Regions from separate parts of the Mus musculus genome. Here region 1 is linked to region 2. The links are chromatin loops, found by intact Hi-C in ENCODE. Cell type or tissue: gastrocnemius. All regions are shown on one strand. Links, peaks and the distances in the headings refer to the core of each region. The heading gives the core; the rest is flanking DNA.

The links. Peaks named below come from ENCODE experiments on the same cell type or tissue, not always from the same donor. Only the 100,000 strongest peaks of a DNase experiment are listed, where the experiment ranks them.
Region 1: a loop joins it to region 2, with 2.2 times the contacts of the local background. A loop is called at or near these places in 2 of 42 quality-filtered maps.

The regions. Positions count from the first base shown.
Region 1 is chr10:51,788,814-51,796,569 of GRCm38, forward strand. No RefSeq gene overlaps it. Among named protein-coding and RNA genes, the nearest start is that of Gm23906, 96 kb to the right of the region's middle. In gastrocnemius, for the core only: a CTCF peak has its summit at 3,445 (motif pointing right); a DNase peak (open chromatin) is centred at 5,286.
Region 2 is chr10:51,926,735-51,934,490 of GRCm38, forward strand. No RefSeq gene overlaps it. Among named protein-coding and RNA genes, the nearest start is that of Gm40646, 40 kb to the right of the region's middle. In gastrocnemius, for the core only: no CTCF peak of the experiment used is centred there; a DNase peak (open chromatin) is centred at 4,159; H3K4me3 peaks cover 198 bases; H3K27ac peaks cover 2,969 bases.

The sequences.
Region 1 (7,756 bases), core at 1,327-6,326, 140 kb before region 2:
AGTGATCAAGGGGGAAAGGCCCCTTGTGGGTAGTACCATATCTGGGCTGGTAGTCTTGGTTCTATAAGAGAGCAGGCTGAGCAAGCCAGGAGAAGCAAGCCAGTAAGGAACATCCCTCCATGGCCTCTGCATCAGCTCCTGCTTCCTGACCTGCTTGAGTTCTAGTCCTGACTTCCTTGGTGATGAACAGCAGTATGGAAGTGTAAGCTGAATAAACCCTTTCCTCCCCAACTTGCTTCTTAGTCATGATGTTTCTGCGGGAATAGAAACCCCGACTAAGACAGGGGATAACATTTGAAATGTAAATATACAAAATATCCAATAAAAATATTTTTAAAAGATCCAATTATGTTTGATTGCTATGTCTTTTCGTAAACTTTTTATTGATTCTTTGTGCGCCCCATTCTCACTCATCTCCCTGTCTCCTCATATCCACCCCTCATATCCTTGCAACATCCCCCCACCCCACCCTTCCCCAGCCCCAAATAAAAAACACACAAACATATAGACCAAAACAAAGCCTAGAAAACATCTTATAATGGAAACTGTAGTGTGTCACAGTGTACAGTATCCCCCTCTGCCCACAAATCTTCACTTGCAAATGTTCATTGCAATGAGTCATTAAGGTCTCTGGCTTCTGTGACACCATCAATATTGGACCCTCACCAAGACTCCTCCCAGTTATCCTGCTGTTGCCCTGTGTCCTAGCCAAACTTTCACATGCCTGAACAGTTCACAGATGATATAGATTTCAGGATTGGTCAACTCAAAACCCTGAATCTGAACCTGGGGTAGCAGCTGAGCTGGTCTGCCCAATGGCTCTCCCTTATCTGTACTACCAGGGATTGCCATGTCTTTTAATACAGTTTGGTATAAAGATTCCTGCTTCCCTTTCAGTTTATTGCCCTGTGGAATTCTATATTTTGCTGATTGTATCTCTGTAATATATTTTAAGAATATTGTGGTCCTCTGTGTATTGATATTTGTATATGATATCATACACTGGTACTTGGGCTTAGGGGCTTGCTGGTTGCTTGCTTGTTGGGCTTATGTTCACTGTTTTCAACAAGTGTATTTGTAAGAGGTACCATGAGTTTTCATCAGAAGCCTCTGATTCTAAATCCAGTTAGTTACTTGTTGCCATTAGTTGCCGTTGGACCTGATCTGAATACCTAAACAATTAGTTCCCTGGGATGGCTGATAATTCCTTACTTATTTGTCAACTGTAATACTCCTCCATAAGGAGAAATATGTGGTTACCCAGTAATACTATCTGTGTAGAAAACAAAACAAAACAGCCAAGTCTTAACCTTTATTTGCTAGCTATCAAAATAATGAATTGTGTCCCTAGAGTATTCCACAGACGATCGATTAGTTCTGTTGTCACATCTCATTAAAATAACCCTCAGGTCAGTCTTACAGCATCCGAGGTTTGGGACAAATCACAGGCTCTACAAATTGCCCTTGCCTTGTCATATTTGCATTACACGGGAAGCTCATGCGTGTTTACTTTCCAAGCTTTCATTGAATAGGTTTCTTCCTTCCTTCCTTCATCTCAAGGGTTCCTGTTCTTTATTGAAGAACTTACCCATCTATGTATATTTGATTCTCTCTTAGCTTGTCTCAGAGGTTAACCTATTTTTCATATTTCCACTTAGTGATTTGTTCATTCACTAAACAATACCTGTTAAAGTGCCAGCCAGCAGCCAGGTGCTGCCTTAAACTTAAACTTAAACAAAACGAAACAAAACAAAACAAAACAAAAACAACAACAACAACAACAACAAAACCCTCCTTTAGTCTTACGAGGGCATTCTACTCAAGACTATAAAAAAAAAATCACGAGAGGGAGTTTCAATGTCATCTTCTCATCTTCAAGTCCCTTTCTCCTCTACAGGGTGGGCACATCAGTTTGGGAATCTCTGAATTTTAACAGTGAACTTGTGTTTTGATTGGAAGTTGGCTGGAAGCTAAAATGCAGGAGGTGGAGAAAGAACTGTCCTCTGCAGTTGTGTGTGTAGTATGTACACATTTCTGCACATACCTGACGTGAAGAAGCAACAGAGACCGTGCGCTGAATGCTTTGGAGCTGACAACCAACTCCAACTTTTATTAATACTTAGTTTCTCTGGCTGTACCAGCATTTCTTTTTTTTTTTTTTTTTTTTTATTTTCTTTTTTTTTTCCATTTTTTATTAGGTATTTAACTCATTTACATTTCCAATGCTATACCAAAAGTCCCCCATATCCACCCACCCCCACTCCCCTGCCCACCCACTCCCCCTTTTTGGCCCTGGTATTCCCCTGTACTGGGGCATATAAAGTTTGCAAGTCCAATGGGCCTCTCTTTCCAGTGATGGCCAACTAGGCCATCTTTTGATATATATGCAGCTAGAGACAAGAGCTCCGGGGTACTGGTTAGCTCATAATGTTGTTCCACCTATAGGGTTGCAGATCCCTTTAGCTCCTTGGCTACTTTCTCTAGCTCCTCCATTGGGAGCCCTATGATCCATCCATTAGCTGACTGTGAGCATCCACTTCTGTGTTTGCTGGGCCCCGGCATAGTCTCACAAGAGACAGCTACATCTGCGTCCTTTCAATAAAATCTTGCTAGTGTATGCAATGGTGTCAGCGTTTGGATGCTGATTATGGGGTGGATCCCTGGCTATGGCAGTCTCTACATGGTCCATCCTTTCATCTCAGCTCCAAACTCCGTCTCTGTAACTCCTTCCATGGGTGTTTTGTTCCCAAATCTAAGGAGGGGCATAGTGTCCACACTTCAGTCTTCATTCTCCTTGAGTTTCATGTGTTTAGCAAATTATATCTTATATCTTGGGTATCCTAGGTTTGGGGCTAATATCCACTTATCAGTGAATACATATTGTGTGAGTTTCTTTGTGAATGTGTTACCTCACTCAGGATGATGCCCTCCAGGTCCATCCATTTGGCTAGGAATTTCATAAATTCATTCTTTTTAATAGCTGAGTAGTACTCCATTGTGTAGATGTACCACATTTTCTGTATCCATTCCTCTGTTGAGGGGCATCTAGGTTCTTTCCAGCTTCTGGCTATTATAAATAAGGCTGCTATGAACATAGTGGAGCATGTGTCCTTCTTACCTGTTGGGACATCTTCTGGATATATGCCCAGGAGAGGTATTGCTGGATCCTCCGGTAGTACTATGTCCAGTTTTCTGAGGAACCGCCAGACTGATTTCCAGAGTGGTTTGTACCAGCATTTCTTAACATGATGCTCTCTGAATCTCCTGTATACTGTATCAAAACTGTTGACAAAAGACTCAGTATAAATACACCAATATCTCTGCATTCTGTGAACTAGGGTTTTTAAATGGGCTTTTGGAGTGATTCTAATATGTAGGCAGTATTTCAAACAGGAGCCTCAATTAAGGTGAGGATAATCAGATGAAAGAAATTCTCTGACCTTGTCACTAGAGGGCAGCACGACCCTAAAATTCATTTATTTTTCAGCATTTAAAATCCATTTTCCAACTTTGATAAAACTTTGATTTTGTTCCAGAGTAATATAAGCTTTACAGTTATGTTATAGTTTTATAAATTTTTAAGTAACAAAGCTTTTTATTATAGATTCTGGTTATAATATAGAAATTGTAAGATTTTTTTTTTTTAATAAAATTTTGAAACTAGCTTTCATGAAAGAAACCCAGGCTGGCCACAAAGCCTCCATGTAGCCAGACTGGACTTAAACTCCTTATAATCTTTCTTCACCTTCCCAAGTGCTAGAATTTCAGGTTAAAAAATTTCTAATTTGGAAAATTGCATATTATAATTTAAGAAATTTTGTGAGCTATTAGCGTGACTCGTGTGCTATCCCGGGAGCTCAAAGAACAAAACCTAGTAAGTCAAGAAAGAATATATCAAGATGTTTCATAGTCCTGTACCTGGAGTGTGAACAGAAAACAAATGGTTACTTATTAATCAGATTCAGTAGATGGAAGATTCTTGATCCAAACCTTCTCATGTATTTGAAACATACAGAAAATGCATATTTTAAAAAGCCTGACTTCATTGATATGAGTAGGATCCCTAAAATAAAAAGAGTTTAGTTCTCCTGAAAAAGATTAGATTAGATCTAAAGTAGCTGTGATTCTTAGAAAAGAGGCTGCAACTGGACAGAAGAGTTTGAGATGGTTTTTATTGAATTTATGCCAACAAATGGATTGTCCTTCCCGCTTACCGCGTTTGCTGTGGATAGATAATGTTTAATAATATTTTTACTAATTTGTTGAGAATGTTATAAAATGTATCTATCAAAATACATTGTGTGAAAATATGATGTTGAAAGTGGAATATCCTCTAAAAACTGAAAAATTCCCAAAACAGGAGTGTAAAAGGGTCTCACTGTGCTGAGACCAATGATTTTTTTCCCCTCTTAGCGTTCCCCTCTTTGAAATAATTTTTTTCTGTATCTTTCTGTAAGTTTGAGTTCTGAGTAAATCTCATAGCCTGAAAGGTGAACACAGCAGAAAACAAAAAATGAAAACACTTATCTTACTCATATACATGTATTGACCATTTTGTAGACAGAAACCACCCCCAATCACATGTGTACATCCTATGGCCACTAACATTTGATTCTGATAAAATAATGCCTTCATTAAAGTTGTCTTCCTTTCCTGCTAAGGATCAAACTCTGGGCCTTGTCTCTTCTGGGTAAGCCCTGAGCAACATCTCTTGCTGACCTAAAAGTTCAGTGCCAGCCACAGAGAACACGGACAACCTAAGTCCAGCTCATATACATCATAATGTTTTGATTGAAGTCACACAAGAGACAAGACAACCCTTGGACTAGACAAACAGCTTTGTACCCACATTTATTTAGTAGCGAGTTGCCTAAAGCATATAAAAGCAGACAGCAAAGACAGCATTCCCCCTCTTAGGAATAATTTTTACTCTTGGCCAAAATGACTTGGTACTGGATCTCTATGGGGGAATGCTTCTCACTGCTAATGATGCCAAGATGTCTGTGTACACATGGCACTCATGCATTAGCGAGATACAATTCAGAGTTAATCGAACGCTCGGGAGTCTTCCTTATAAGGATACAAGAAAAACGAGGATTCCTAATGCCACTTTGGGAACACTGTTGCCCAAGCCTTCTGGACTTCTTTCCTATAGTCATGGGAACTATTTGGTCATTTCACTTTAATGTGTAAGAGTCAAGTGACAGCCTAGTTGCTTCGCCATAGGCCGGCAAGCGTAGGATGGAAAACAATTTCAACACTGGCCACCTGGACTCCTGCCCTGAGCCGCGCATTTGTTGTTCATGCATGGACTTTTGGCTAGCTTCTCTGTCAACCATCTGTTGAAAGGGGCATTGTGCCTGCTCAAATGGGACGATGCCACTATTTCTTCCAAGAGTCTCTTGCAAAACAAAACAAACAAACAAACAAACAATGTGTTTTCACAAACTTGCCAAAGTTCCAATCACATTTACCAACTGGGTTTGTAATTTTTGAATATGTCTTTACACTGTTTGTTTTCTTTAAGTCATTACTAAACTTACTTACTTATTCTCCCAGAACACTTTTGGGTTCACAATAAAACTGGGAGGAAAGTACAGAGATATTCCATATATTTGCTGCCCCCATATGTACCTTGGAAAATTCTGATTAAGAAATACTGATCTTTGTGTCTTCATAGACAAAGGGTGACATTCTCCAAAATATGACTCCAGTCTTGATGTCCCTGTGGCACGCAATGACAGTAAATCTGCCTTTTCTGTGACTGGATGCTGGCTATATATGTAGTCACAACTTTCTCCTTTAATATGACCTGAGAAAATGGAGACTACACCTGTCGTCCTGTTAGCTTCAGTGCTACATATGTCTCATCAGTTTCCAGAGATTGCAATATTTGATTTGGAAATCATTGACTACAGTGGCAGCTCGTGTGATCCCTAGTTATCATTAGCAAAGCTGAATGGCACGGAGGCTTCCGGTGTGATGGCTTATTTGTTTATGGGATGCCCAAGAGTCATTTCGCAGAACCTTCAGCCAGACCTTTGTACTTTGGACCCTCAGTACCCCTTTAAGTTTGTCATCTCCCTCTTGAGAGTCAGAACATGTTTTCCCCCAGATTCCTCAGCATCACAGGGTAGAAATTGAGCTTGTTTCCTGGTCTCTGTCGTGTCTCATCTTTCCACCAGAGAGCTAGCTCTCCATGCTTGGCAGCCAAGTTGTGTATCCTTCTCTCTTTGACTGAGGATCATTCCACATTTTGACATCTAGAGTTGAAAACCAAACCATTTAGGAATCAAGCCTAACAAAGCCAGCAGATATTGTCTGAGTGAGCTCTCACTACCAAATCACATGTTTATATACAAAGACTTGTATACAAAGACCAGATTTTATCACTTCTAAGTCTCCTACAAAATTCTAGACAGAAAAATAATAATAGTAATAATTTCTCCTTTCTCCTCTCCTCTCCTCTCCTCTCCTCTCCTCTCCTCTCCTCTCCTCTCCTCTCCTCTCCTCTCCTCTCCTCTCCTCTCCTCTCCTCTTCCCTTCTCTTCTCTTTCCTCCCTTCCTTTCTTTCTTTGGTCGGTTTACTGCTGTTATTTGCTGTTGTTTTTGAGACATGGTTTGGGTCTCTCTATGTAGCCCTGGCTGGCCTCAAACTCACAGAGATCGACATTCCTCTGCTTCCCAGGTGCTGGCATTAAAGTCACGCAGCACTATGCATGACCAAGCAGTGATTTCTTAACTGAGACTAACACTAAATGAAATATGTAAAATTATACTCTCCTTTAAAAGAGTAACATATGTATGACACCACCATCATATTCAAGATTAAATGAATACTAGTAGTTAGATGCTATATAGGAAATGGAGTTCGTAATTTTTCCAAAGGACTACAACAAGCCATAAACCATCTGACATGAGCCACATAGGAGCGTGGGTAGCATTAGTACATTTATCAAAGAGACACCAAAAGAAGTCTCTTCTCCCTTCTACAATGCAATATTACAAAGATGTAACACGGTCTACGAACCAGGAAGTGCTGCCTTCTGTTTACCACTCTAGTGGTAAACATTAACCTGGGAGAGCAGAACTGATAAATGAGGCAGACTAAAGTCTCATGAAATCACCAACTTTATTCAGAGAATCAGACAGTTGATACTCTGACGGAAGAAGAGTCATCTGAGTGAAGTATACAATCAGAAGGACAATCCACATGTGGCAAAATTGTGTTTTTCCCATAGAGGCATTTGAATAACAACAGCTGAAGTAAAGGCACCCGGGAGAAGCAGGAAAACATATTCCAAGAACAATTCTGTGCTATTTGAAAAAACTGCTCCTGAGACTCTTGTCTTGTTTTCTTGGCGTTTTCTCACAAGCACTCCAGAATTCCCCTCCCATGACTCCATTCTTGGACTATATTCTGACAATCCTCAACCAACTTCTCTGGGTGAATTGAACTTCTCAGCTTCTAGAACCAAGCAGCAAATGTTTGTCATTTAAAACCACATTGCTCGGGGTATTGTATTATAAGATCCTAAAATGAATTAAGACACTGCCCAAGGATGAATGAAGTACAATTTGAATTCATCACAGTAGAAGAGACCTTAAAAAGATTGACAGCTGATGGCGAGACTGGAGTACTGTAGTCTATGGTGGGATTTGTCTTTGAATGAACTCTGTGCATATCTTATGCATCTTTCCTTTCCCAAGTCTGAACTTTGTGTATAAGAGAGCACAGGGAAAAGTAAGAGAAAGG
Region 2 (7,756 bases), core at 1,162-6,161:
TTATTTATTTTGTTTCTAATCATAGAGGAGGCTATGTACACATGAGTGTAGTGCTCACAGCGGCCAGAAGAAAGCATTGGAGTGCCCTGGAGCTGGAGTTAGAGATGGGTGTGAGCCACCTGACATATTTGCTGAGAACCTAGCCCTGGGCCTCTGCAAGAGCAGTGTACATTCTTAAGTGCTGAGCAAGCTCTCCAGCCCTTCTTAAAATTTTAAATTAATTCCATTGTGAAGTATCATATGCCAATTAAATCACACATAAATAGGATGTGACCAATGGCCTGATTGATTTCCATTTCAAGACTCAAAGATCAAATGTCAAGTAAGAGAACATAGGAAGAAAGGAAGCCTGTGTTGCAGCCAAGTGTATCTTTAAACACCAGAAGATAATAGAAGGTCTCTGAGCTTAGGAAAGCCACAGCCCCATACCATTCTAATCTGGAACACTTTGGAGAAAAATAACTGGAGTCCCAGAAAGTCAGCTGGAGACATGGAAACTCCATAACTGTCTGAGAGGAATTTCTACAGTGAAGAAGGAAACATGCCATGTCTATAGTAATCAGTACAGTAACCACTAGCCATATACAGTTATGCAACTCTTGGGGAAAAAAGCTGTTGTTACTACAAATATGGGTTTTACACTTCATTTTAGGTCCCTTAACTTTAAATGCATATACATATCTTTATGTGCACTGTATATATTTATATATAGCTATATTTATGCTGAATGTGTCTATGTGTATATATGATGTAGATATTTATCTGTATGGATGCCATATGTATCTAGTGGCTATGCACTACAGAAGCTCTACTGGTAGCTGTCAAAATGTGGCAGGTCTCAGAATCACCTATAGTACTTGCTAAAACAGATCACTGGCTGCCATCTCCACATTCTTCTGATTCTGTAGGCATGCCTAGGGGTCTTGGGCTTCACACATAAACCAAGATCCTGAATGGGTTTTGCTGCTGCTGGCTGATGAAATGGGATCCTAGAGGCAGCCATTTTCAGGTTCTAGAACAGAGTATGGCAGAAGCAACAGCTAACAAAAGGATAGGAAAGGAAAGAGAAAGGAAGGAGTTGTGAGAGAGGAGGGGGTGGGGGAGGGGAGGGGAGGGAAGGGAAGGGAAGGGAAGGGAAGGGAAAAGGGAAGGGTCTAGAAGAAATTCCCACATTTCCTTTATACCACACTGCAAGAACAGAGCAGGTGGAGCTCATCATGGCCTTCAAGTTTTCACAGATTTGAAGATGAGTTTTGCTTTTAAATCAGAACATGGTGCCTGTCTTCTTGGGTGGCCCTGAGTCTTAGTTCCACTCCAGCAGGAGGCAAAAGAGAAAAATCCTAGATCATTATGACCACTAGACACCTGGCAAAACCCATATGTCATGAAATTTGACTAAAATTTTCCTTAATATGCATAGCATTATTGAGGCACCTCATTTATCCTCCAAATGTGGTATAAAATATCAGTTCAGGTCAACTGTAGCCTTGTGCCCTAAAATACATGTATTATATGTACAGGAAAGAACCCAGGGATTCATAATCCTCCTTCTAACTCCTTCTCATTTAAAACTAAAAATGTTAAGACTTGCTATATATTATGTTCAAGGAAATTTAAGATAGAGCCTGTGCATCTTAATACTGATGTTTAAATAAGCTGCTTCCACGTGAAGAGGAACACCTAATAAGCTTGAAGAAGCATAAAGAATAGAATAAGTCTCTTAGACGATTACCAAATATTTCACATAATCCTGAAATTTACTTTCATGTTTCCTCACTGGACTGAGAGCAAAATATTTTAACTTTAGCAAAGGCGTTATTTCCAGATGTATGCTTCTAGTCACTGTGAAAGACTTGTCTGCATGGACAGTTTTCCATGTCCACACTTGTTTGTAGTTTCCCATATTGACTTTAGAATTTGCTGTTTGAGTAGCACCAGGCAATGGAGAGGCAGAAAACTGCATATAAGCAGAGACTTTGGAAACTTCTGATTCTAGTTTCCTATACTTTCCTCAAAAGCCTGCTCAAAACCCTTTGATAAAGGATAGGACATATGAAACAGAGCCCAACCTGCCCTCATATTCCAGATGACCAACAGGTAAGTGAAAGAATTCAGTCCAGGCGCCAATTCTCCTTTGTGGTCATGTCAAACTATAGACTAAAGTCAGCTCACATTAGCAGAACTGCCCATCAGGCCTATACACCTATGAGAAATAATAAAACGTTCTGGATGTGGCTCGTTATACGGCCACAACTAACTAATGCACTATGCGTCCTCAGTAGACTATCAGTTATTATAACCCAGTGGTAGATGGGACATTCCACCTTTGGTGGAGATTCTATGGTAATAATGTTGTTCACACACATTTACATGGCTGTTCTTACATATATATCAAACTCCGTTAATGGATTCCATATACTGAAAAACTTTAAAGGAAGAAATTAAAATCCTGCTCCTTCAGATATAAGCAAGTGATTGTCTCTTACTAAATCCAGTGCAATTCACGCATCCTAGGCTGTTTCTCACATGATGGTAGTCCTAGAGATTACCCTTTAAAGCAAGAAGATGAAAACCTCCCCCTTAGGTGCATCTGTCCATTCCTTTGCTGGCTGGTTGTTGTGTCCCATTTTTACAACACTGAGGGGTACAAATTGTCCGCCAGCCTCAGGCAGGCAGCCTGACAGTCTTAACAGGACCCCTGCTGATGTGCATCTCTGGTCTCCACTCAGCTGTCCCATCCTGCAGCCACTGTTCTAAAGTTACAGAACAGTTTCTAACTTTGTGCCTGTCCCAAGGCATCAGGACCAAGGCACATGATCTGTAATTTATGAGGACACCCACAGAGCTGTCACTTGCAAGGCAGGTGTAGAGAAAATGGCAAGCAGCTCTAGGAAAGAAAAGGACTGTGACCTCACCCCTGAATAATCGTGGCCAACATAGTCACGGAAGAAAGCGTTGACATAAGCGAGCTTTAAAAATAAAGCAATGGCTCGTCTTGCTGAAGGCGCCGTCTCTACACTTGAACAGGACAGAACTCAAGGGATCTGTGGAAAAATAAGGTGGATTTTGTGTTCAGGGCTGCTGTTGTAGGTTTCAACTGCACTTTGCAATCTAAACTACCAATTTCAGGTGTCTTGCTAGAACAAATCATGGCTCAGGCCAAATTATCTCCACAACGCAATGGGTCATTATCTCCCTAACTGAAATTACATAAAATGGAAACCAGAAGGAAAGACCTCAGAAAAGGACTAGCTTATCCAGATAAGCAATACTTTTAAATTGAGTGTCTGTTAGTTGTGCCATAGTTTTGTGACAGAGCCTGGGCTATAGCTCAATGTTGAACTCATGCTTTGAATGTACAGGGCCCTGCCTGGATTAAATCTAAAGGAGAAAAATGTCAAATTAACTTGGTGTCTTCTCAGCCTACTCATATTTCAACTGCTTCTTGCATTTCAGAGACAAAGAAAAATTAACCTACTCTTAACTTGATTTAAACAGAGTGGGCATCTATTTGCAGGTAGAAGTGTAGTGAAAAGTCTCAGGCATTTGCAAAGAACCCCCCAGGCACACACGTTGCTGTTACTTGGGATGGAAAGAGTATCAGCTCAGATGCAACTTGAACCTTGAAACCAGATGACATCATGATGAAAAGGTTCCAAGACTTCAGAAACATTGCTTACTGATAGGCAGCTCAGCTTTCTGTCTTGGGTCTGAGAGTTCCAGTGGGATATTTGTGTTACAAAGCAAGTCCAGCCAAGTTCACACCATGGGAAAGCCATAATGAGCCTAGAGACTCAAATAGCTGGCTGCTTGCTGGCTGCCAGAGAAACTTCCACACTGACAATATTACAAGCGTTTTTCCCTTCCTTTGGTGAAGACAGATCTCTTTGGCAGGGACTTGTCATCAACACATTCTTACAGCCTTCTTTTCTTCAAACCTTCTTTCCTTACAGCCTGCACCCTGGTATTGAAGGCCCAAATTCTTACAGACTTCTATATATGTTGGCTATTAATCGACAGCCAGCTAGCTGTCCATGACATAAGCCATTGTGTCCTGCACCCTCCTGCTGCTATCATAAGAGATCAGAGCTGAAAAGAACAGTTAAGGAGGTTCTGGAAAACCCCAAGCCATTTTTCTGGCTCTTAGCCTGGAAAATCTCCTGACAGAAAGCCTGTCTGGTGCCCTTGGCAGAACCCCACAAGATCTAGTAAAATGCCAAACTAGGGGCATGGTGACATCAAGAGAAATACATGCTACAAGCAAATGGCCACACCTGCCCACCTCACTTAGGGAAATTGTTTATCACATGTTGGGGGACTAGATTGCAAGTGTTAAAACAGGAATATGGCATTCCAAATTGACTCTTGCTTAGTGGTTTTGCGCCATGCTTACATCCTGTTTGGCTTTTTTCCTCAGAGAAGTAATATAATCTTGGTGGAAATGAGGGGATATACCTGGTTCTTCATTTATTTATTTGCAGGAATATCTTCTCATAAAAGAAAATAGTAAGAGATTATAAAAGTATTTGCTTGGGTACTTTATATTTGTTTGGAGACTAAAAGAGTAGGATAAAGATCATTGAGTCTCTGAGACACATTGAAGAGGTTTGTGTGACTAAGCAACAAAACCAAACTATAGACTACAATGGGGGAGCTTTATTCAACTATAGCATTCTAAATGACAGCACTTCTGACTCTCAGGAAAATATATATACTGAGTAAGGATTTCCCTAAAAACCTAAACTGCTTCAAGTGCAAATTATTTCAAGACTCATGAAATCCTCTCCCATTTTATCAGCATAATATTAATTTAATTCAAATTGAAAGACCGTCAAGCTTTTCCTCATCTCCTCATCATCCTCTTATATCAAAAGGGACAAGGAGCCTCAGCTATGGGTGGGTCACCCTGGGCCCCTCCCATATCCTTACTGTGACTGTGGCTGACTTGATCTTGTTCAGGTCTTATGGGGAACAGTCACAGTCAAGGTAAGTTCACGAGTGAGTGAGCCTGGAGATGTCCAGCAACTACTTTTTTGCTGATGTTCAGTACCTCTGATCTTACATTATTTCTGTAAGTTCTGCACCAAGCTGGTGAGCTATTAGTAACTGATGGCTGCTCAGGGAGACAGTTGTTTTCAGAAATGCATGCCTTAAGAGTCTACCCATGCTTCAGTAGATGACCCTATATCACGAACATACAGGCAACAATAAGTGGACTCAGAGTGTTTTAAAATTCTAAAAAAGAAAAAACAACACACACAAAGTTGGAAAGGAAAAGAGGTTACAGGGATAAAGAGAAATGACAGAGGATAGAATGGAAAAGGAATTTGATTAAAATATAGCTATGTAAGAAATTTGCAGACAATAAAATGGGTGGAGAAAAGAAGGAACATAAGAGTGTGGAGTGCATGTGTTGGATGGGGATTAGGGAAAGGTGAAAGGGAGAGTGGGGTAGAAATGATCAAGATACAGTCTATGTATAATGTTTTATTATTTAAAACAATTTACAAATTTAAATAGATTTTGACCATATTATTCCCTTTCCTCAAGTTCTTCCAGATCCTCTCCCACTTTGAATTCTTTTTCAGAAAAACAAAGGGCAAAACCCAACACAAAAACAAAACCCTCCAAATGCAGAAAACAAAATAAGGTCACACTGAAAAAGAAAAACAAAACAAAACAAAAAGCCGCATTGAACTTTAACCAAATAAAACCACACACACACAAACACACAAACACAAAAGACCTGTGGAGTCAATTTTATGTTGTTCAAATCCTCGTGAAAACAAGGCCTGTCCTAGAGTAGTTGATATAACATCAAAATACTATTTTAAGCATATACATCATTTAAAGACCAGAGAGAGAGAAGGAGAGAGAGAGAGGGAGAGGGAGAGGGAGAGAGAGAGAGAGAGAGAGAGAGAGAGAGAGAGAGAGAGAGAGAGACTAAACAAAGAAAGATGAAAAAAACTTGACCAAGCAGATCTGCACACCCCTGGCTACACATAGAGCCAGAAGTAACTGGACCCAAATCACTTGTGTTCTCTGAACTTTAGATGCCTTATTTGTACTTATGGATAGCAATATCTTCAAGAACATCACTGCATTATGTCCAGGCATTGTAATGTCAAGTTAACTGCAAATTAAGATGATACCACACATACACACACACACACACACACACACACACACACACACACACATATATAATTTTTGTGATATTGATTTTATTAACTCATATATTTTGCCACTACTCACACTGAGGAAAATAAAAAAGATAATATTCCCAAGACTTTGTCTTATATAAAAATAGTGTGTCTCATACAAGCTGGTTTTGATATTATGGGTTTAACACTGTGGATTTTTAAATTTTATTTGCTCAGAATACTTTATAACTATTTTAGAAGATTTAATACCTTCAAATTAGCAATTATTGGGCTGAGTAAATTACTTAAGCTATATTGCAAAACAAAACAAAGTTAATTTTTCAATAGATTTGCCTTTGGCTCTTAGAATAGAGTTCCTTTTTCAAACATTGACATAGCATTCAAGTGGGAAGCCAGGAGATCTTCCAAAATCCTCAGACAGATTTTAACTTGCCATCAAATGCACATTTGTTTTGTGTGTGCTTATCCTGATAGTCTGGGAAGCTGTATTTTAGCCTTGGTTCAGTTAAATGTTTGAAGGTAACTTAAATAATTTTTTCCTTCCTTCTTTGAACCCTAAATTCCAAATTGACCTATGGTAGTTACTTTTCCTGTTGCTGTAATAAAATACTCTAACAAAATCAACATAAGGGTGAAAGGGTTTATTTTGGCTCACAGTTCCATCATGGTGAAGACAAAAATATCAAGAACTTGAAGTTGCTAGTCACCATATGTTTGCAGACAGAAGAAGAAAGAACAAATGCTTGGCTACATGCTAGTGCTCAGCTCACGTGTCCATTCTTACATAGTGCAGGATTCCCTGCCTAGGGAATGATCTACTCATAGTGGATGGGTCTTCCCCCCTCAATTAACTCAATCAAGGTAATCCTTCACAAATATTCCCAGAGGCCCATCTCCCACACAATTCTAGATTCTGTCAAGTTGACATTAACATCACATGCCGCATTCTTTTTGTTTGTTTGTTTGTTTTGTTTTTTCTACTTTTTAAAAATTTTTACTAGATATTTTCCTTATTTACATTTCAGATGTTAGCCCCTTTCCTCGTTTCCCTTCCCCCTGCTCACCAACCCATCCACTCCCTTTTCCCTATCCTGGCATTACCCTACACTGAGGCATCGAGCCTTCACAGGACCAAGGACCTCTCCTCCCATTGATGTCTGACAAGGCCATCCTCTGCTACATATGCAGCTGGAGCCATGGGTCCCTCCCTCCATGTGTAATCTTTGGTTGGTGGTTTAGTCTCTGGGAGCTTTGGGGGCACTGGCTGGTTCATACTGTTGTTCCTCCTGTGGGGCTGCAAACCCCTTCAGCTCCTTGGGTCCTTTCTCTAGCTCCTCCATTGGGGACCCTACATGTATCACTCTTATATCTACCTCATTCTATAGGCCTAAAAAGCCACTTGCCAATTCCAAGTTACAAGGCAGAGAATCTCCCCCTACAGGAAGAGAACATTGACAGATACATGGTAAAAAGACCACAACGTGTACAAAATTGAAACCCATAATAAAATTTAGCACAATACAGTTCCAACCAATGTAAAAAAAAAAAAATCATCACTTAGCCCTTTCAGAACACCAAACTCCCTCTACCAT